Linked DNA regions of Homo sapiens: region 2 is linked to region 1. A link is a loop called in an ENCODE intact Hi-C map of the cell type or tissue named here. Cell type or tissue: heart left ventricle. All regions are shown on one strand. Each heading gives the region's core, and the rest is flanking DNA. Links, peaks and the distances in the headings are about the cores only. Region 1 has its middle 400 kb from the start of MDFIC2. Region 2 overlaps FOXP1 (forkhead box P1).

The links. Peaks named below come from ENCODE experiments on the same cell type or tissue, not always from the same donor. Only the 100,000 strongest peaks of a DNase experiment are listed, where the experiment ranks them.
Region 2: it touches region 1 in a loop (3.0-fold over the local background); 5 of 110 quality-filtered maps call a loop at or near these places.

What each region holds. Positions count from the first base shown.
Region 1 is chr3:70,710,576-70,721,954 of GRCh38, reverse strand. No RefSeq gene overlaps it. Among named protein-coding and RNA genes, the nearest start is that of MDFIC2, 400 kb to the right of the region's middle. In heart left ventricle, for the core only: a CTCF peak has its summit at 4,868 (motif pointing left); no DNase peak of the experiment used is centred there.
Region 2 is chr3:70,975,329-70,986,707 of GRCh38, reverse strand. FOXP1 (forkhead box P1) reads left to right here. Exons shown (of 21, transcript NM_001349338.3): 15 at 8,679-8,880; 16 at 8,986-9,065; 17 at 9,666-9,767. Among named protein-coding and RNA genes, the nearest start is that of FOXP1-AS1, 310 kb to the left of the region's middle. RefSeq lists enhancers at 429-1,470, 9,463-10,662. In heart left ventricle, for the core only: no CTCF peak of the experiment used is centred there; a DNase peak (open chromatin) is centred at 8,787.

The DNA of each region.
Region 1 (11,379 bases), core at 3,625-6,124:
TTTAGGTAAAATTTTCGATTTTTTTATAGCCATTTCAACGTTTAAGGTACACTGGCTGAGGTTTAATTTAATGTAAATGTAGTAGTGTCACCAGTAATAACTACAGTATTTAGTGAGTAGTATTTGAGCTTTTACTCTGTAGCAGACATAGTGTTAAGAACTTCAAGTACATTACCTTATTTAATATTCACAACTCTGTGAGCAGGTGCTTCTATTACCTACACTATGGTATGAGAGGGTAAAAACACTTATTCAGGGTCACTCTGATAATCTGACTTACCCCCAGAATCTCAGCTGTTAACATTATGTTATCCTACTAAAAGTAAGAAATTCAAGATAGAAAACATGAACATATTTTAAGTTACTGGCCAATTTGGACACATTTTAAGTTTTACCTTGGATAATTTGTCTGATTAATTCAGTGCTTCTATTTGATAGTAAAGTTGTCAATCCAGATTTTAGAAGGTTAGGTCCAAAACTAATGTTGTGGACACAACTAATGTTAGATCCACAATCAACTAATGTGGACCAACCTGAATGTTCAGTTGTAACTATAATTGTTAGGGAGCAACCTACTATGGTTAAAAAGAAGGAAAATGAAAGCGCTGGATTTGGAATTAGAAAACCTGCATCCTGATCCTGATGAAAGCAGTTGTTAGCCATGTGATCTTAAGCAGTCTACTTCTCTTAGCCACATGATCCTCGTCTATAAAACAGGGATGAAACTTTTTGTTGTAACAAATTCACTGGGCTTTAATGAGGTACCAATGAGAAGAATTATAAAGAAACACTTTTTGTTGTTTCTTTTGAGATTGAATGATTATATTTTGCTGTATTTGTATTACTTTTGATAAATTTTTAAAAATAACTACAGATATTAGTATGTATTTATTTTAGATACTTCAGAATCCATCTCAAAAAAAAAAAAGCAGGAAGCACTTTTTAAAACCAAAAGCTAATTTAGAAAGGTATTATTATTACTACATATAACCCACTTTGAGGACTCAACTTCCTTGTTCGATTGAATTCTACCTGTATCGTAAAGGCACCATGAAGAGTAATGTCATGTTCTCAGGCTGCTGAAGAGCTTCAGAAAAAAAAAAAAATAATAACAGCACTTATTTAATCACCATCTATTCTTTCCATCTAATGCCTGCAAAAAGAGAATCCCTCTCAATAATACTTTTGAAGCAGAGTACCACATTAAAAGCAGGACGCTATTCAATAATTGAAGTTAGTACGCTTTGGTCTGTCTGTCCTTGCCAACAGAGCTGAGGGAATTTTAGGTAAGCAGAATTAAACTTTCTGCCACTTACAACATCTGAAGAAATGAAATAAAATTCTGTGCTCCTGGGTCTTAGGGAAAAAAAAAGTACTTCCACATCTTTGAATCTGCCCTGTGTAAGCCCACGGCACCTAGGGACAGCCCCATGCTCCCTGGAGAAGCTCAACAAACATTTCTTGATGAAGATAAACACCTGCTGTATTTAAATACGAGATGAAGAAGTCAGAGCGTAAATGAATCTAAGAATAAGCTGGGTGTGTATGTGCACACAGCTACTATTAGCATTATGGGAAATTACATTCCTGCTATTATTATGATTATCATTCTAATAACAAAGGGCTACACACTGAGAAAGGGAAAATTATAAAGAAGAAAGGAATAAATCAGTTGAAGAGAAGAGTGAGTTTAAAACACACGTATACTCCAAGGGCCCCCAAATAAAGCAAAAGGACTCAGTTTTTGTAATAGAAATAATTGCAGGGGTGGAAACAACAGTAAATGCTATGAGATCACAGGAGGAAATAGCTTGAAACTGCGGGAAGAAGAAGTATACCATCTCTTCCATTCATCCTCATTCCTTCTCTCTCCCACCCCAAATGCCATTGTTCAACACAGTCCATTTCACAGATGCTTCCAGTGCCTGAGTTTCTTTGAGGTTTGTTTACATCAATAATAACTAGAATCAGATTGATCAAATATTAGCTGATGTAGAGAAGCACAGGGTTTCCCTGCGCAGACAAGAAAGAAGGAAAAGCAGGGAGTGAAAAGTTGTGGCTAATAAAGAAGGAACAGGGTATTAAAAATTGTACAAGCTTTTCCAGAATTAAGATAGACTTTATCTACTTAAGCAGCCCACTGTAAGCAGGACTTTGACTGTTTTGTCATGCCAAACAGTCATTGTTTTAGCAAATAATTTCTTTTCCCAATAATACATTCCAAGGTGATGCCATGATTTGAGAATGTAACATTACGGAAGACATTATGAAGTTGCCATTCCCTTGGTGCTTTTATTATATGCACATAGGGCAAACTTCTAAAGTTCAGTCCAGTGATGAGTCTCCTTAGAATATAATGCAATTTGGCCTTTCCTGGAGAAGACTGATCTGTCTCAGAACGACAATCACTTATAAACGGTACTTGAGGAAAAAACAAAAAATACCTACTTTCTTCAACTGAAATGACTCCCCACATCGAGGAAGACAAAGTTTGCAGACATTAACATCACAGGGCTGGAGTCTGACAGGAGTTATTGGGCAGGCACTTCTCCAAGTCCGTTCTGACCCTCCTGTATTAGGACACCAGCAGATGAAACCAAACCTTCAGCTCAGCACAAAGAACTTAGTAGTGCCCAATGCTCTGGGTAAGGAAAACAGACAGGGATGTTGGGAAATCTCGGGCCTCTTAGTTTTTAAATGCCCAAATGTTTACCAGCTGACCTTCCCCTTTACTGCAGTTCTGGGAAGCAAGGTGCATCCAATAAAGTTCAAACCAATCAACTGCTTTCAGCTGTTCTTGTGCAATGAATTTTTAAACATTTGGTCATTAAGCCCAATATATATTCAGGTCAGTTTTTGAACAGGATGGGAACAGTTTGGGAGCAGATGCCATGGCACTGCCTGGTGGAGAGGGGATAGTAAAGAAGCACAGAGGATATTTACATGGCTCCACCTATCAGATTCAATTTCTCCCAGTTCTCTTACCTCCCAGCCTCTTCTGTAGATTGCTTCAATGATCAGGAATAGTTATTAACTTCTGTTGCCACTTCTTTCCATTAATTGAACGGCAGCCTAAAGACCATGAAGAGAAGACTCTGGCTGACTTCTCTCTTAAACTGGACCCTCTGTGAATAGTTTGAAGGGGAGGGTAGCTGAAAATTGGCTTTATATGTTTGATTGGCAATTGGCACATTGATTTGTTAGTTTCTGAGCAGCCTGTGCTAGATTCTTCAACTTATTTTTGAACATCAATGAGTTGAAAGCTTTCAGGGGTGAAGAATTTAAATCACTTAACCATTTCCCTTTGCTACATTCTGGCGGCCATATGTATGGGGGTAGATTTAATCCTGATATCGTAGGGGTCAAACAGAAGATTGTATTGAAGATGTGAAAATAATAAGACACAGTATCCTACAAACTGGTTTAAAAGGTTATCTCTGTGAGCTCAGACCAGCAACCTAGTTCAAATTATTACATTCCTCATAAGGAACTTCTAATAGCAACATTCACCAAATTTTATTGTGTGCATTGCCCCTCTATGCCCTCAAACAAGACAGGAGGGGAAGCTGCTGGAATTCATGTTTTAGATTAGGACCGACATAAAATCTCATCTAGAAGTTACCCCAACAAATAAAACTCTAATGTGGCCAAATATGTTTGGATGGTGGAAAAACAACCAACCACAGCTTGCTGATAAAATAAAGAAAACTGGTGGTAGGGGAAAGAGAACAACCAGCTTTATAAGACACAGCTGGTTACGTAGAGGGCCTTTTGTATGACTACAGCAACTGGCAGTTGGGTTTAAATAATATTTGAATGGCCAGTAATCTCCATTCTATCACAGTTGTGACAAAGTAGTAAAGCCAGAGTGTTAAACATTTGTGTGTGTGTGTGTGTGTGTGTGTGTGTGGTAGCAAAATTCTGGACTCCCCATAAACTATCAGAGACATGGAGAACTAACTATTCATATATAAGTATTTAATCAACAAATATCATTTCTAGTATTTGATCTTAAAAGTATTCTACCCTTAAGGCTTTCACCAAGCAAAATGAACACATGTCACTAGGGGAAAAGTCATTATTGATAGATAACTTTGTAGAATCACTGCAAGAAAGGCAGTGTGGAGAAAATTGTCCATATTTTGGATAACCATAAATCTAAAAATTGTTAATGTGTTGATAGTTGGTGTATAGACTTTTGTGTATGTTCCAAAATTAAAGTTTTCACTGAAAAATCAAAGAGGACTGGTAAACCCGCAGCGTTATGAAAACTCTGCTTTAAATACAAGAGTTAGGAATTTTCTCTTGAGAAGCCAAATAATATTGAAAGTCCATAGGCAAAAACATTGAGGGGGGCTCTGTATTTTTCATAGATCAGAAATCTGTATGTATGAGAAAAGTAAGATTCCTTTGATTGAGAAGGAGAAATTTCAGATTTAAGACCTAAACTTGTAAGGAATGAGCTTGTACAATTGCCCTCGCCAGCCCCTCCACATGTGGAATATGCTGCAGTTCATTACCGATAGAAAGGAGGGAATGATCATGAAAAGGCAACGGAACGAGTAAGAAGAATTTTAAGAGACTTTGCTAGAGCTTCATAAATATAAGGAGATAAGCCCAGAAAAGCCATCAGGCCAGCTCTCTTCTCCCATAATAAAAATGTTTCCTAAATCATTCCTCTGTTTCTGGCAGAATTTTAAATAAGAAAATATGACCCATTTTAGTAGTTATTACCTGATGAATGTCTTCAAAATCTAGATACATGAATATAATTTTGTAAAATCTTATGCTATGCCACCAGGAAAGTTTATTTTTAATAGCTGTGTATTTTTTTAACGTGTCACAAAAAACAATGGTTTGTGCTCCCTCTGTTGGCTTTTCAGCAGCAGTTAATTCATAAATTTTGTTCCTGGAGGTACTCTGCCATAGCTGTGTGCTTCCGCAGCTGCAGCGAGGGACAGGATGTTTCATTCATTGAACTTTATGTTCCTGTTAAACATGAAGTCATTCTAATTCCATTTCTTGCAAATAGCGCAAAAAGCAGAAGATATTTGGGAAAAGTGCAGAACCATTTCACAACTAAGATATAAATGCCCTTAAGATATCAGGTCAGATTTTAAAAAATATATGAAAAAGAATTTTCTAACCATTAGAGTCAGTGAGAAAACATATTAATAGAATAATGGATCTTCTGTTTAATCCCTTGATTGTTTTTGTCTCTGTAAAAGTCGCATACTTAACACAAAAGGGACAGATTACCAAAATGAGAAACAATTCTTTCTCACACACCTGTTGGGGTAAACTGAGGGTAAAAAAACCCTAGAACTTTACTTGGTTTAACTTATTTTCCTATTTAAACAAGGAAGTTTGAGACCAAAATTATTCTATGTTCTTGACTGCTCTTCACCTTCATTCAGCCTGGCAAGGCCTCCTAAGCCTCTTGATTTACTGAGAAAATTCTGTTCATAATGAGCTTGTCATTCTCCAAGACTTTTTTGGCAGTTATTATCTAATTATTGTGTGTTAGACCCTAAATGCTAAAATATTTATTCTGAGATTTTCAGAACTCAAGTTACTGTACAGCAATATTTCAGGCTCACTGATTTGATCTAATTTATACATCTTGATAATTTAACTGATCTTATTTATATATCTTAACAATCTTGTTTGCCCTTATTTGTAGATATCTTCTCAACGTTAGATAAGTGGGTTCTTTTAAAAAGATGATCAGAAATTAACTGTAGCCACTACTAATTGAGCATTTGCTATGTGCCAGGCATCACGCTAAGCACTGCAGATACCTTAACTCATTTCATCTTCAGAACAATCCTTTGAAGATTATCAGAGGTATTATTATCCTGCTCAGGTTGCAGGAGAGGTAACTGAGGATGAGAGAGATCAAATAACTTGCCTAAGTTCACAAGCCTGATGAGATGTGAAGTTGAGTTTCAAACCCAGGAAATGTGATGTCAAATCCTTGTTCATAGTACAATGGTTCTCAAACTTTAGTGATCAAACTAATCACCTGGGGACGTTAAAAATGCAGATTCTGATTCCATAGGGCTGGGACCTCAGATTTTGCATTTCTGTTGCCCTCCTGGCTGATACTGAGGCTGAGGATCCTCCCAGTATAGTTTGATTAACCAGGCTCTAGGCCAGTGGGTCTTGAAGTTTAGCAATCTTAGGATCACCTGGAGGCCTTACAGATTGCTGAGCTCTACCTGCCAGAGTTTCTGATTCAATACATCTGGGGTGAAATGTGTTAATTTGCATTTCTCACAGTTCTTAGGTGATGCTGGCCTGGGTACCACACACAGATAACCACTGTTATAGAAGAAAAACTCCTACCCTTGAGATTCTAATTCTGCAGGCACTGGGGAGAACCTGGAAAAATAGTTTATGCAATAGCCCTAGGGGGGTTTTATTGTCAGGCAAATTTGCAAAGCATAGTTCTATTGTAGAATATTCATGTAGCATGTTATATTAGATTGTAGTGTTCTATAGTAAGGCTATGGAATAATAAATTATACTTTACACTCAACAAATACAATACAATTTCATGTTATTAAAAGAATACACTACAGTATCATAGAGAAAACCGCTCTTTTTTATTTTTAAAATGATGTTTTTCTTTTAGTTGGCTTTTGGTGGGTGTTTCTTTGAAGCTGTACAAATTCTCAAGAGAAGTGCCTCATACAGCAGTTTGACATTAACTATGTGGTGTTTTTTTTTTTTTTGGTGTTGATGTGGTATTTGTTTCCCAAAATGCTGGCTATGGAGCAAATATCCACTTAACCTTGACTTTTTGTGGATTTCAATGTGGTAGCTGGACACTGCATTTACAGTGATGGGGTGAGTGAGAGCTGGGTATGTGTTTGACACTGTGTAAAGCTAAAAGAATCCTGATAGAATCCAAGTCAGAAAAGCTTTTGTGAATTCTCACCTGACTTCTCTGCCAACAAGCTCTGTCTACATATGTACCCAGGGCGACGCAGGTGCTGTTCTTTCTGCTGGCTGGAATCTTCCAGTGTTTGCATGTTCCTTGTCCTCTTCCTTGCACCTAGCTTTGGGCCAAGTGTTGCTGCTATTAAGTGACTACACCTCTCATCGAAACATACATGAACCAAACTTGACTGCCCAAGGGGCACTGCAGGAAAAGTGGTGACAGATCTAACACTTCTTTCAAAAACAAATTAAATGACTATGTTTATTTAAAAGAAAACAGGAAAAAAATCCATGCATGTGAATCTTGTTCTCATTGACTAGAGAATTGACACCTTGGAATGTTCTATCTACTACTGACTTTTTGCAAACACTCTAAAACATTTTACATATATGATAAGTTTATATTGTAATATGACAAGTAAAAATATATGAACCACCTAGGTTAGGAAATAGAACATCGTGAATATAGATGAAATTTTCTGTCTCACTCCTAAATTATTCCCCTCTCTCTTCTTGGTAGCTACTATATGAAATTTGATATTTATCATTTTCTTATATACCTTTAACCTGTGAGATATGCATATTCATATCAGATAAATGAAGAATTAAGGAATAAATAGTATTATTTATTTTTGAGATTTACTTAAATGATATCATACTTTATGTATTCCTCTGCAATTTTCTTTTATCACACAGTATACTTTTATCTTAAGTATAACTCTAATTCATTTATTTTCATGCTTCATCATATCATATGATGTGAATATGCCACAATTCTTAAACTCATTCTCTTGTTGATGAACATGTTCATTTTGTGTCTTGTAACATGATTGTAATGAATATTCTTCAAATTTCTGGTGTAAACTTGCAGTGGTTTTCTTGGGGACAGTGGTCTCCCCTTATCCATGGGGAATATATTTCGAGATCCCCAGTAGATGTCTTAAACAGCAGGTATTACCAAACCCTATACAGTTGACTATTGAACAACACGGTTTTGAGGTGTGTGGATTCATTTATAGGTGGTGATATGCTTTGGCTCTGTGTCCCCACCCAAATCTCATCTCAAATTGTAATCCCCATCTGTCAGGGGAGAGGCCTGGTGGGAAGTGATTGAATTATAGGCACAGACTTCCCCCTGGCTGTTCTGATAATAGTGGGTTCTTATGAGATTTGGTTGTTTAAAAGTGTGTGGCACTTCCCTCTTTGCTCTGTCTCTCTCTCTCCTGGTCTACCATGGTAAGATGTACTTTCTTCCCCTTTGCCTTCTGCCATGATTGTAAGTTTCCTGAAGCCTCCTGATCATGTTTCCTGTTAAGCCTGTGGAACTGTGAGTCAATTAAACCTCTTTTCTTCATAAATTACCCAGTCTGAGATAGTTCTTTATAGCAGTGTGAAAGCAGATTAATACAGAAAATTGGTACCAGGAGTAGGGTACTGGTATAAAGTAAACAGAAAATGCAGAAGCAACTTTGGATGGGGTAATGGGCAGAGGTTGGAACAGTTGCAGGGCTCAGAAGAAAACAGGAAGATGAAGGAAAGTTTTGAACTTCCTAGAAACTTGTTGAGTGGTTTTGACCAACATGCTGATAGTGATATGGACAATTAAGTCCAGGCTGAGATGGTTTCAGATGGAGATGAGGAATTTATTGGGAACAGGAGCAACAGTCACTCCTGCTATGTTTTAGCAAGAGACTGGTGGCATTGTGCCCCTGCTCTAGGGATCTGTGGAACTTTGAAGTTGAGAGAGATAAATATGTAGTAGAAGACATTTCTAAGCAGGAATGTGTTCAACATGTGTCCTGGCTGCTCCTGACAGCATACAGTCATATGTGTTCATGAAAACATAGCCTGAAATTGGAACATGTTTAAAAGAGAGGCACAGCATAAAAGTTTGGGAAATTTGCAGCCTACCCGTATGGTAGAAAAGAAAATTTCTGGGAGGAAATTTAAGCCAGCTGCAGAAATCTGCATAAGTAAAGCAGAGACAAATGTTAGTGGCAAAGAGAATGGGGAAAATGTCTCCAGGCCATGTCAGAGACCTTCATGACAGCCCCTTCTATCACAGGCCTGGGGGCCTAGAAGGGATAAATGGTTTTGTGGGCAAGGCCCAGTGTCTCACTGCTCTGTGCAGCCTCAGGACATGGTGCCCTGCATCAAAGCCACTCTAGCTCCAGCAATGGCTAAAAGGGGCCAATGTACAGGTTGCATCTTTGTTTCAGAGGGGGCAAGCCCCAAGCCTTGGCAGCTTCCATATGGTGATGGTCCTAAGGGTGTGCAGAAGGCAAGAGTTGAGGTTTGGGAACCTCCACCTAAATTTCAGAGGATGTGTGGAAATGCCTGGATATCCAGGCAGAAGTCTGCTGCAGGGGCGGAGCCCTCACAGAGAACCTCTACTAGGGCAATGCAGAGGGGAAATATGGGGTTTGGACCCTCACACAGAGCCCCCACTGGAGCACTGACTAGTGGAGTTATGAGAAGACAGCCACCATCCTCCAGACCCCAGAATGGTTAATCCATGGACAGCCTGTATGTATGCCTGGAAAAGCCACAGGCACTCAACACCAGCCCATGAAAGCAGCTGTGGGGCTGTACCCTGCACAGCCACAGGGACAGAGCTTCCCAAGGCATTGGGAGCCCACCCTTGCATCAGTGTGCCCTTGATGTGATATATGGAGTCAGAGAAGATTTTTTTGGAGCTTTAAGATTTAATTACTGCCCTGATGGGTTTTGGGCTTGCATGGGGCCTCTAGCTCCTTGGTTTGGGCCAATTTCTCCCTTTTGGAATGGGAGCATTTACCCAATGCCTGTACCCCTATTGGATCTTGGAAGTAACTAACTTGGTTTTTATTTTACAGGCTCATAGGCAGAAGGAACTTGTCTTGTATCAGAGGAGACTTTGGACTTGGACTTTTGAGTTAATGCTGGAATGAGTTAAGACTTTGGGGTACTATTGAGAAGGCATGATTGGTTTTGCAATGTGAAAAGAACATGAGAGGCCAGGTGTGGTGGCTCATGCCTGTAATCTCAGCACTTTGGGAAGCTGAGGTGGGAGGATCTCGATGTCAGGAGATTGAGACCATCCTGGCTAACACGGTGAAACCCCGTCTCTACTAAAAAAAAAAAAAAATTAGCCAGGTGTGGTGGTGGGCACCTGTAGTCCCAGCTACTCAGGAGGCTGAGGGAGGAGAATGGTGTGAACCCAGGAGTTGGAACTTGCAGTGAGCCGAGATTGCGCCACTGCACTCCAGCCTGGGTGACAGAGCAAGACTCCATCAAAAAAAAAAAAAAAAAAGAAAATAACATGAGATCTGAGTGGGGCCAGCAGCAGAATGATACAGTTTGCTCTGGGTCCCCACCCAAATCTGATCTTGAATTGTTACCACCATGTGTTGGGGGAGGGGCCTGGTGAAAGGTGACTGAGTCATGGGGGCAGACATCCCTCTTGCTGTTTTCATGATAGTGAGTGACTTCTTATGAGATATGGTTGTTTGAAAGCGTGTGTGGCACTTCCCCCTTTTCTCTTTCTCTCTCTCTCTCAATCCCCTGCTCCATCATTGTAAGATGTGCTTGCTTCTCCTTCACCTTCTGCCATGATTACAAGTTTCTTGAGGCCTCCCAGTCATGCTTCCTGTTAAGCCTGTGGAACTGTGAGTCAATTCAACCTCTTTCCTTCATAAATTACCCAGTCTCAGGTAGTTTTTTAATAGTAGTGTGAAAACAGACTAATACATGTGGATTTTTAAAATAAAAATACTTGAAAAATTTTTGGAGGTTTGTGACAATTTGAAAAAACTTGCAGGTGAACTGCATAGCCTAGAAATATTGAAAAATTAAGAAAAGGTTAGTTATGTCATGAATGCATAAAATATAGATACTAGTCTATTTTATCATTTATTACCATAAAATATACACAAATCTATTATAAAAATTAAGATTTATTAAAATGTACACAGAAACTTATAGACCACACATGGCAACATTCACAGTGAGAGAAATGTAAACAAATGTAAAGATGCACTATTAAATCATAATTGTATAAAATTAACTATAGTGTATAGTTAATAATTTCACAGCCACCTTCTGTTGCTATTGTGGTGAGTTCAAGTGTTCCAAGTATCCACTTGGATACTGATCATCTCTGTGTGAGCCATTTGTCTGTTCAGTAAGTTGTATTTTGCAGAAAAAAAGGAGCTCTCATGATTCTCATGTATTTTTCATCATGCCTAGTGCAATACTGTAAACCTTGAATAACACCATGGGACACATATGAAGTGCACTAGTGATGCTGGAAGTACTTCCAAGAATCAGAGAAAAGTCATGACATTACAAGAAAAAGTTGAATTGCTTGATATGTCCCATAAATTGAGGTCTGCAGCTACAGTTCTACAGTTTTCTGCCATTTCAAGATAAATGAATGCAGTGCAATGACCATTG
Region 2 (11,379 bases), core at 7,233-9,732, 260 kb before region 1:
GAAAGGAAAAAAAAGAACCAGGTCATTCACTGTTGTGGCATCAGTAGTCAGCTGTGCTATTTCTAGCAACCCCTCCTTCTAGAACCCAGCTAAGCAAAATGGTGAGCCTCTGAGACAACTTGGCTGAAGTCATCTCGAAGAAGCATAGCCAATTGCACAGGGCATTCACTGCCTTGGAACTTTTTGAAAGTCTTCAGATGGCTTTAGTGAAATGGTTTTCCCAGATTGAAGGGTTCAAATCTTTGCACCTAGCAGCAAGCGAGAGAATGAGATTATCTCTGTCTTCCTCCACGGATTAAAAACAGTGATAGGATAATGGTTGGACCCAGCACTGTAGGCCTGGATCTTGGGGCTTCTTGGGAAGAGGAAGGATACAATTAAAGATAAGGAACTACAAAACCCCGTAGGGCGCTTGGCGAGTGACCGGGCTGGGTGTTGGCAGAGAGCACCATGTGTGTAAGCCCCTGTGGGCCACAAAAGGACCATTGGGATTCTTCACGTGGACCAGTGTTAAGCAGCTGGTAAACAGGGAAAAGCATGGGGGGAAGTGAACAGGGATGGAAGGTTTGTCTTGATTAGTATTAAAAAAAAATGTTTTACTTTCTAGAAAATTGTAACTTTGAAGGGGACCTCCTACTAAATTTATTTTTAACTGCTCTATTGAAAATTCTCTACCACTAGTCAACATTATCTCTTAGTAGCTCAGCACAGTATTTCTTTATTAGAAGAAATCGGCACGAATATTTTTGACTGAAAAATTAATAGCTTTTGAATTCATACACAGCAGGTTTTCTTTTGCAAAGAAGTCCAATATCGCTGCACAGCACTTCTATAACCATTTATTTAGAGTCCAAGTCAAACCTTTGACAGCTAGAGCAGCGCTACAAGCCAATATAAAGAACTCCAAGATGTAAACCAACAATAGGCCGTCTGTGTGAGGTTTGCCATTGTCAAATACATAGATTGTTTGGATTAGTTTATGTAAATGTACTGTTGTATTACCCTTTGAAAAAAAAAAAGATCACATTTGTGTATGAAAAGTGGTTCCCTTCACAGGCAGCATTATAAATTCCTTATCCTTTAACTTACATGTAAGAAGTAAAAATTGGTGCCTGACAAGCAGATATTGTGTGACACTCTGTTGTCGGAGTGAACCTGCCTTCTTTTCATTTATTGGAAAATAGAAAATTTTATTAAAGATACCATCTTATAAATCAGGAATTATTAAAATATGTATAGGTGAGGCATTGGGAAATTAATTATAAAAGGTAGACGTGTAATGTTTTGCATAAATTTTCACTTCTTTGCCAAAAAGAAAAAAAAAAGGGCACACACATACAGCAAACCCTTGATGCTTTCAACTTTAAGGGCCCAGAGCTATCTGGTGACTGATTCTCATGTGCAAAATATTCCCTGCAGTCTGTAATTAATTTATTCCGCCCTAAATAATAGAATGCATGGCGTTTGTTTGAATGAGTATCCTTCTAGAATCTTTAATTTGAAACAGGCAGTCACCAGGATTCAAATCTAACCATAGATGGGGACTTTCATGTTACAACCTTGCCAGTAAGTTCATGAAGCTTTTTCTTTTTTCCATTTCTGTGTAGAAGAAACCTCGTGTTTATTTTAAAATTCTTAGTCACTAAGTGATAGAATGCTTTGCTGTAAATGTTGCTTTTCACTAAATGCCATTTGGGTGTTAAGTGTCATTTGCTGTATCCAATCATCCAACCAGTCCTCATTTCATTGCATCAAAGAAACTGCTAAAACGTTCTTAGATTGTTTTTACATCAGCTCATAGACGCATTTTCTGGATCTTATTGTGGGACTCATCAGATTTGGATAGTTAGAGGATACGCTCATCTCGGGAAGGTGCCCAAGTTTTTGGACATGGATCTGAGGAAGAAAGCTTATGGGTGAACTGGGGCAGGAGCTCACGGGCTTCCCATCCCTCAGACTCCTTCGACGGCCTTTCTTCCTGCTTGCTATCACATCTCTTTAAACCTAAGTAAAATCTTCCTTTCAGAACAAAACCAAAGACTCAAGGTGCAGGTTGGTTATGGAAAGGGAATTTCTGCATTTAAAATCAAACTATTCCATCAACAAATATTTCTTGAGCATGTGACATACGTGACAAGTAGTCAGTCACATGAGCAAGGCCCATCCCTGCCATGGAGGTGTTCAGAGTCTGGTAAAAGAAATAACAGATAAACTACATACATACTCACACAGTCTCACTTTCCGTGAATTGCACTACCTGTAAGTAGAACAGCTGACCCAGAATGGTAAAGTCAGGGGAGATTGCTGGGAGAAATGATGTCTAAGCTGAAACCTACAAGATGAGCAGGAAGAAATGGTAAGAGGTCAGCCTTGTGAACCTTTCCTTAGGTTAAGAGTGGGTGCCCAGATCGGTCCCTCTGATTGGTGAGTATCAGTGTAGAGGAAGAAAAGGAATAGCCAACATCAGTTAAGACAAGCTTTTCAAACTTTTAATTTTATAAAGACTGGACCCTGCGTGGACGTATGTAGTATGTGTAAGTTGACCAGAGCAGCCCTAAGCTCTAGCTCTCAGGTACATAGAGCCGAAAAGCAGTTCTTACATTTAGAATGGCCACATTTCTTGTTATTTTAAAAGATTCTATTCTTTTCTATGGAAAGAAAAGCAAAAACAAACAATAGTAAACTGCCCTAATGAAAATGATTGATATTCTTTTGTTCCAGACTCAGTAAACATTCTCAAAGTAAACACCCAAATGTCTTGCTTGGAGGTTAATTTCTCCGTGCTTACTCTGTGGAGAATTTGCCAAGATACTTCATTTGGGGGAGGGAGTGAAAAACTAAGAGGACAAAACAAAAACAAAAAGAAACATGTCTGTGATATGATGACTTTATTAAATTACTACGGATTTCTTAAAAAGACTTTTCACACTCTGTCATTATGTCAGGAAAACACTGTAAATCGTATTTTATAATACTGAGTACATGAGAAGAACGCTTTGCTTTAGGGTATTCCTGCACATCAGAGAACAACTTCTGCTCCTGGAGAAACCACATTCTTTTAGATTTGGTGGGCACGTAATTACAGTGTAGGTGGTATATTCTTCTTGACGAAAATCTTATAAAGCACTTACAGGAACTTGGATATTTGTAATGAAATATAGTATTAGATTTTCATTTTTATACATTTTCTTTTCCTCTAACCATAGCCATTAGGACTGTTTTGAAAGAGTTTTTAGCTCCTATAAAAACAAAGTGCCCCCCCGAAAAGAAAGGGTCTTTTAACTCTTCAAGGATCATTTGGGCTGCCTGGGTCCTTGCTTTAGAGTTGGAGAAATAATATTAAGCAGTCATAAAAAGGGATTCTTAGGCACAATACACAAAAGCTGTTTTATATACTGTTTTTCATTAAGTGCCCCACCCCCACCAACCTTTCAACTAGAATTTTTTTGTTTTTGCTTTTAGTATCCCTGCCAGTACCACCACCTTCTAAGTAAGTCATAACCTTCCACGAGTTCGCTTCTCTAAAACAGGGCCAGGCTGAGATGGTAAAGGAAAGGAAAGGAAAGGCTTGTAACAAAGGCTGCCACCCATTGTCCTGCCCTCCGCACGGCCTGGTAACGTCCCTCCAGCCTCAGAAAGGCCGTCTCTGAACTCAGTGATTCATGCCCAGAAATGACACTGCCATGCAGTTAAAGCAGGACTTGAGCTGGCTCAGGCCAGTAAAACAAGAGCAGAAAAACAAGTTCTGTGAGCCCGAAAGTCCCTACTACGCAGTTGTGTCCCTTGGTGTTTGGGTTTCAGGTTTGTCTTTTGTTCTCAGAATCTGTTTTCATGTGAGGCAAGAGCACAAACAAAAATAAAAATGAGTTCTTATGGGAATACTTACAAGTCTGTTTCTGTCAGGGGTTTACATCAGCAGTTTATTTTTTTAATGTGAGTGACTCATCATCTTTAAACAGGAGGGGAGATTACTGTTAAAAACTAAAGAAAGATTAATTAATTAAAAAAAAAAAGGGACTAAGCAGAATAGTGGGTAGCCAACCAAGTTTGAATAGTTTCGATGGCTAAAAGAAAAGCTGATGCCTGAGAGTACAAATAAATTTAAAAAATAAAACCCTACAGCAATTTTAAATGACATAAGAATTTAACTTTTGGCCAGAGTTTCAAAGAGATTATCTTTGCTGAAATCATCACATGATGGAAACTTGCCATGTAGAAAATATCAGAGTTACTGACTTTTCTAAACATAGCAACTTCTTTTAAATAGAAAAGGAACACAATAAGAAAAATAGGCTTTCCATCAGGAAAAGAAACCCTCCCAGTCCATTCCCTTCCTGCCCCATGCCCCAGAAAAAATTATCTTTTAAAACCTGAACTGCAATCAGAAACACAAAGCACATATGCTTTCATTTCTAATTGATGATTACATTAAGATTTAATAGTTTACAATTAAGATGAATATTTCAAGATTACAGCAAAAACACACACCATTCCCCATTTGCTCTTCTGTTCTAAGTCTGTAATTAATTTTTTTTGGGGGGGCACTCTTTTTTCAAAGAGGCCTTAATTAAGAGAGCAGGTTTGGTTTGAACACAGAGCCTGCTTTGAGTCTTTCTTCTCCATTCTTTCTCTCTCAACCTTCCCTTTCGAAGATGGTTTCTCCTCCAGACAAGCATGTGATCATCAAACAGAAGTTTAAAAGTTAAGAAACTTCTGTACCAGTTGACAAGGTTGACATTTCATTAACTTGTTGGTTCAGCCTTCAAATGATTTTGTGTGGCAAAGCACCCTGTGTTTGGAGTGTACAGCTTTTTCTTCTTCCTTCCCTCACGGGCTAGTCATGTTTAATTTGGAATCTGGGCTCCTTTGGCAAATTAGCAATTAGAACAATTTTGTGGGAATATGTATATGTGTCATTAGTTTTCCTGCAAATTAATAGCAAGGGCAGAGGTCAGGCAGAAATTTTCCACTTGACTGCAGCTCCTCTATTGAGACTTGGCACTTGGTTTTGGAATGGCCACAGCTGCTCTCAGCCACCCTCTTCCTCTAGGAACTGTCTTTTAATTAGTTTACCTCATAGCCATCATTACAAATATTACTGCCTCCCCTCCTCGAAATAAAATTACTGTTTCTACAAAATATTCCAGTGACATCTTGCACCACTGCACATTGATGGTGGGGTCAGTCGAATGCAGCATTTAATCATTAGATCACCTCCATCCGCGTCTCCTAATTAGAGTCCTTACAATACATTTTTATCTGGTAATTAGCTGAGATTGGCTGCTTCCTCTGTGGCTTATTAGAGACAGCCCAGCAGTGGGTGTGAATCACGGTGTCATTTGTCAAGCCTGGTAAGCCCCCTCTCTGCTCTCTTCTGGCTCAGTATTTATTCCCACTTGCTAATGTTCAAAAGCCTCCAGAAAATTCTACCTTCATCTCTTCCTTTGTGGATTGTGCTAACTTGGAGGGATTTTATTTTTCGCTGTTGCTTTTTTTTTTTTTTTTTTTTTTTTTTTGGTAGAAAGAGTCCTAGTGGTGCGATCTTGGTAATAGCTACAAGGCTCACATCCTTTCGGCATTTTGATGACATTTTACTGTGGGATTTGTCTATTCTTCGTAGCTGTGAACACCCAAAAAGATGGGCTTGCACTTGCTGAATGAGTTTTGATTTCTGACAATGAAACTGGAACTCAGTTAACTTGGTGATCTTCCTCCCAAAACTGAAAGGGAGCAGGCATGAAGGACATTTGTGTTTGTAATTTTCATTGCATCTTTCAGAAAGCCACAGTGTTTAGGGAAAAGTTCTTAAACTGAAAAGAGAAGCCGAGAAGTATAGTCAGTCCTCAGAACTGCTTTGTGGTTACTGTGTACCTTTGCCCTTTGACTGACGTATGTGTTTGATGGTAAGCGCTTCAAGGGCAGCAATTAGCTGTTTTCTTCCTGTTTTTGTCATTGTAGGAGTAACTGCCTTATATTTGCTCAGTTACACGTGTTGATTGTCATGCATAAGCAGGGATAAAATGCTCTGCACGGAATCTTTTCCAAAAATGAGCATACAGAAAAATGAAACTGGTTAGTGTTCATTTTTGCTATTAACTAGGCATAAGATGATTATACAAAGGATCTAGAATCATACAAGTGTGTGGTTTGACCTTGGGTCTGGGTTGGGAATATGGGCAAATTATTTAATCTCTCCAAGCCTCAGTTTGCTTATCTGTAAAGTATGAGTAATAACATCTCAGATATTAGTGGTGGTATGAGAATTGAAGGAGACCACACAGTGGCAGGTGGTTTTAAAACATGATTTTTACAAATGTTACCCATGACTTTCCAAAGCGCTCTGAGATTCTTAGGCTTAGCAGCGTCTGAATTATAAAAGCTGTATATTTATGAGCATTAGCCTTTCATGCACTAATTTCCTTGACCCTTTGCTTGGGCTGATGCTTATACATACTGTTCCTGGACTTGGTCAGTGATTAAGGCCCGAGGTGAAGAAGAGGTCAGCCCCAACTCTTCCCCCCTTGGCTTCTCAGCTCTGCCCCATCCTGCGGCTGCTACTCTGAACTGTTCACACTTAGTTTGCAAATGTGTGTCAGAAAGCCAGGTTTCCAACATTATAGAGAAAAACCCGCTCATGGCATCTGCTCAGCTTGCTGGGGCATTTGTAAGGGCAGTGCCATCTCCAGAGCTTGCTCTTCGCAGGCATTGTCTCTTGCTCACCGAGACAACATTCTACGCTGAAAATAAAAAGGAAAGCACAACTCAAAGCTCACAACATTCTGTTTCCAGCGCCATGTTTACATTTTTCCATTAGTATTTCTTCATGATATTTGATCTTTCTTTTCTTCAGGTTCATTGCTTTTTTATGAAACTCTCCTGAAACATATTAGAGAGGATTCTCAGGCCCCCCTCCCTTTTTTTTTTTTTTTAACTAGAGTGTGAGTAAAGGTCGAGTCTTCCCAACATATTGGAACTCTCTTTTAATAAGTTCTTTGATTATGATCTCAGAGGAATCTCATTTTTAATACCTTCCACAAATACTGCCTTGTACTTAAGACTGACTATAGCAATGGTGAATTAGACTTGGTGAAATAGACTTACTATGGTAAGTGATTTGAAATCTGGTTTGAGAAAATATTACCAAGTAAGCCTACTTTGCTGAAGTTTATTGGATTTTAGGGTGGGTCTGTGTATCTGAGACAGCACATAAACAGTAATACATACGCTGAAAACAACCAAATTCTTCAGCATTGCCAGACGTAAAATAATATTTCTGTTGCAACAAATTTTGGGGAAGGGTTATGCCTTTTAGTATTTGTAAGAACAGTACTTTAAGGTGAAGATAAGAAAGATAAATTGAAACAGTGCTCATTAATTTATTTTTTTCTTTTTTTTTTTTTTTTTTTTTTTTTTTTTTTTTTTTTTTTTGAGGTAGAGTCTCACTCTATCACCCAGGCTGGAATGCAGTGGTGATCTCAGCTCACTGCAACCTCTGCCTCCCAGACTCAAGCTATCTTCCCACCTCAGCCTCCTAGGTAGCTGGGACTACAGGCATGTGCCACCACACATGGCTAATTTGTGTGTGTGTGTATGTGTGTGCGTTAATGGAGACAGAGTTTCACCATGTTGTCCAGCCTGGTTTCAAACTCCTGGCCTCAAGAGATCCTCCCACCTCAGCCTCCCAAGGTGCTGGGATTACAGGTGTGAGCCACCATGCCCGGCCTATTTTATTCTCTTCTACTTCAAATAAGTAATATTCATTTCCTAACTTGAAGCAGATTATTTCCCATTTTATAGAACATTCAAAACTTGAAGGAAAAAAATCAAAAACCTCAGTTGCAGATCTCCCGTATTCTGTAAAAGAATGTCACAATAAAAAAAATTAACAGATCCCAAGCCTGTATTTGATAGATTTAATAAAGGTTATTCATAATGCTGTTAAGGATTATTTTCTGCCAACTGATTGATTGATTGATAGAAACAAATGACAGCTGGTGGGGTCAGGCCCATTGTGTTTAATATGAGTAATAAATAGGCCACACATATTTGCAGGAGTTCTCGTCATCCACGAAGCTGCATGAGGGAGCTCAGTAGGCTCTTCCTGGGCTGTCTAGTATGGTAGCTACTAGCCACATGGGGCTCTTTCCATTTACATTTATTAAAGTTTAATTTTAATAAAAATCAAGTAAAAACAGCTCTTTGGTTGTGCTAGCATATTGCAGAAATTCTGCTGGACACTTCTTCAGATCTACACCAGCGTATCCCAACTGGTGTCACCTAAAATACTCAGCTTCACTGGTATTGCTAAGGACTTCTCTCCCTCTTTGAGGTTGACAAGGCCTGATGGGCGATCAAAGCCTATAGGTGAGACATCACAATGAAATAAATGTCTTGACTCAGGGTTTCTCACACTCCCTCAGGTAGGTAACCCCTTTTTGAGCCTGTAAACACCCATGTAGCAGCCTTTGGAAAAGAGACCGCTGCCAGAGATATCTTACACTGCATCCTAAGTGAATTCACGCAGGACTCACCGTGTGTTTCGGTTCATGGTAAACATACCATCTACATAGAGGAAGAAACGGTGCCCACGCATCCTCTGTGTTACTCCTGCTAGATGTGGTTCCTGGGTTGCTCTGGTTTTCTGAAGGTCTTCTAAGACGTTGTTTTTTTCCTTGCAGTTGAATCTGGTATCAAGTGTCACTCTCTCCAAGTCCGCATCGGAGGCTTCTCCACAGAGCTTACCTCATACTCCAACGACCCCAACCGCCCCCCTGACTCCCGTCACCCAAGGCCCCTCTGTCATCACAACCACCAGCATGCACACGGTGGGACCCATCCGCAGGCGGTACTCAGACAAATACAACGTGCCCATTTCGTCAGGTAGATACTCCACCTTTTGCCTCACGTAGAGTTGTAATCTGCAATTCTTGTAGACCAGCCCCTTTTGAAAAAGTGATAATTAATAGGACAATGATTCTTATTCAGCAGATATTGCGCAGAACCAAGAATTTTATAAGAACGCAGAAGTTAGACCACCATTTACATATGCATCTTTAATTAGGCAGGTAAGTAAATAACACAGTATATGAAATTCTGTCAGAAGGTATATGTGTACATGGATATATATTGATGAAGTAGATTTAAAAACCGTTTAGTATGCAAGCATGCTGAAACCTTTTCTATAAGGTTTTTTAAAACTGCAATATATAACATAATTGCTTTTGATTAAGTATTACAATACGATGTGATTATTAGGAAATTCATTTCACACAACAGTGAAAATGAGCCTGTTTAAAGATGGCAAGTCAATTATCACAAGCTACAGTAATCTCTGATCCCTAGAATTAATCTGAGCTCTAAATAATTACTGAGCTTTAATCAGCTAGTGAAATGTTTTGCATTTCTCTTTGATTCTGCTTTATGAATGACTAATAAATTAATATTTCTGTACGGAAACAGAAATAAAAACTCAAAACAATTAGATAATTCCATTTTGAATTTTGCTATTGAACTGTTAAATACAACCATTAATCTTAGATCATTTTGTAAAACCTTTCTCAGGATTTAGCTCTGAATCACAGTGATTTTATATTTTCGAGAAACTGTGGAATGACGACTCTGCTGATTTGGTCATAAATTATCTTCTGTTACATTCTGCTTCACAGGCCATTCTCGAATCTCCAGAAAAGCAGCTAACACTAAATGAGATCTATAACTGGTTCACACGAATGTTTGCTTACTTCCGACGCAACGCGGCCACGTGGAAGGTAAGCTTTCTCAGGCCTGTTTATTCTTGGATCTTGACGTTCATAGAACAGTTTGTTGTTGATAAAATGCAGTTGTGCTATAAGGAAGCTACATTTATATTGTTTTGATACTCTTAAAGTGTCCAATCTCTAGGTGTATTTGATTGGGAAAATAGTGCCATTGTGGTTGAAATGCTCTGATGGAAGACTCCCATTATACCAGCATCAGCAGTGTGGAGGGGCCAGCCAGTAAAGTGATCTCTCTCTGGTTGGAATATGTAGAGAAAAGGAGACAACACCGTCGCCCAGAAGTGGAGGTTGCCATATTACTTGCACAAACCTCATGCCGTTAGGTCTTCAGCCACAGCCGATATTTGCAGAGATGTATCTCCAGCGATCTATCTCCAGAGATGGAACCTGGAGAAATGACCAAACTTGACACAGCCTTCAATGGTTGGATAAATAGCTCATTAACCCAATTAGTAGAGAAAGCTGTGCAATCCAAGCACTAGCACTGTTTGTAGGAGTTATTAATGGAGAACACAATGTATTATTAAGGGGCAGGGGTTTTTGTTTTTCTTTTTTTGGTTTTAAGTCAAGAGATTGTCGGCCAGGCACAGTGGCTCATGCCTATAATCCCAGCACTTTGGGAGGCTAAGGCAAGAGGATCACTTGAGCTCAGGAGTTAGAGACCAGCCTGGGCAACGTAGCGAGACCCTGTCTCTACAAAAAAAATTCAATGAATTAGCCAGGCATGGTGGCATGCACCTGTGGTCAACAGCTACTCCAGAGGCAGAGGTGGGACGATTGCTTGAGGCAAGGAGGTTGAGGCTGCAGTGAGCCCTGTTCATGCCACTGCACTCCAGCCTGGGCAACAGAGCAAGACCCTGTCTCAAAAAAAAAAAAAAAAAAGGAGATTGTCCCTCATAGATATACTAAGGAAGAAAAGTAGATTTCGAACTTCATTATATTCATTATAATACTATTTGCTGTAAAAACAAGTCAAATTGCATAGCTCTTTATTGGATGCCCCCAGTAGTGCTTGGGGTCATATATGGCTTACCTCATTCCCAGGTCAGCAGCTGGCTCAAAGATTCCACTGGTATTTACTCCCTTATATTAGATTGATCCCTCACATATTTTTGGGCTTTCCCATTTTTGATTTCTTGGTGTCTAATATTCTTGCTTATAGAAGGGGACAGGTACACTCTGTCATTTGTATTTTTGCATTTTTTACTACCTGGAATTCTTGTAATCCCTGAAATCCAAAACATTTAGAGACATGTGATAACAAACATTTGAGGCTATTTTTACATGCCATTAATCTAAATATGATAAGGATGTGTTATAGGACACAAGGAAAACTTCCTTCGCCTGAAATAAATGCCTTCCTTGCTAATTCCTTAATTTTATACCGGAGAAAAACCAAAGCAAAAGACAGAAAAATACATTTCCTCTGTTAAGTTCCTGATAAATTAGCATTTTAAAAGAAAACGAATATAACCATAGAATTAATTCATCAACTTTACAGAGCTGTGAATATCCATTATGGCCCAAATTATCCTTTCATTTCCATTAAGACACATGGGCACTGAAGGGAACCTATGTTCAAAATCTTACCCTCTTTGCCTCA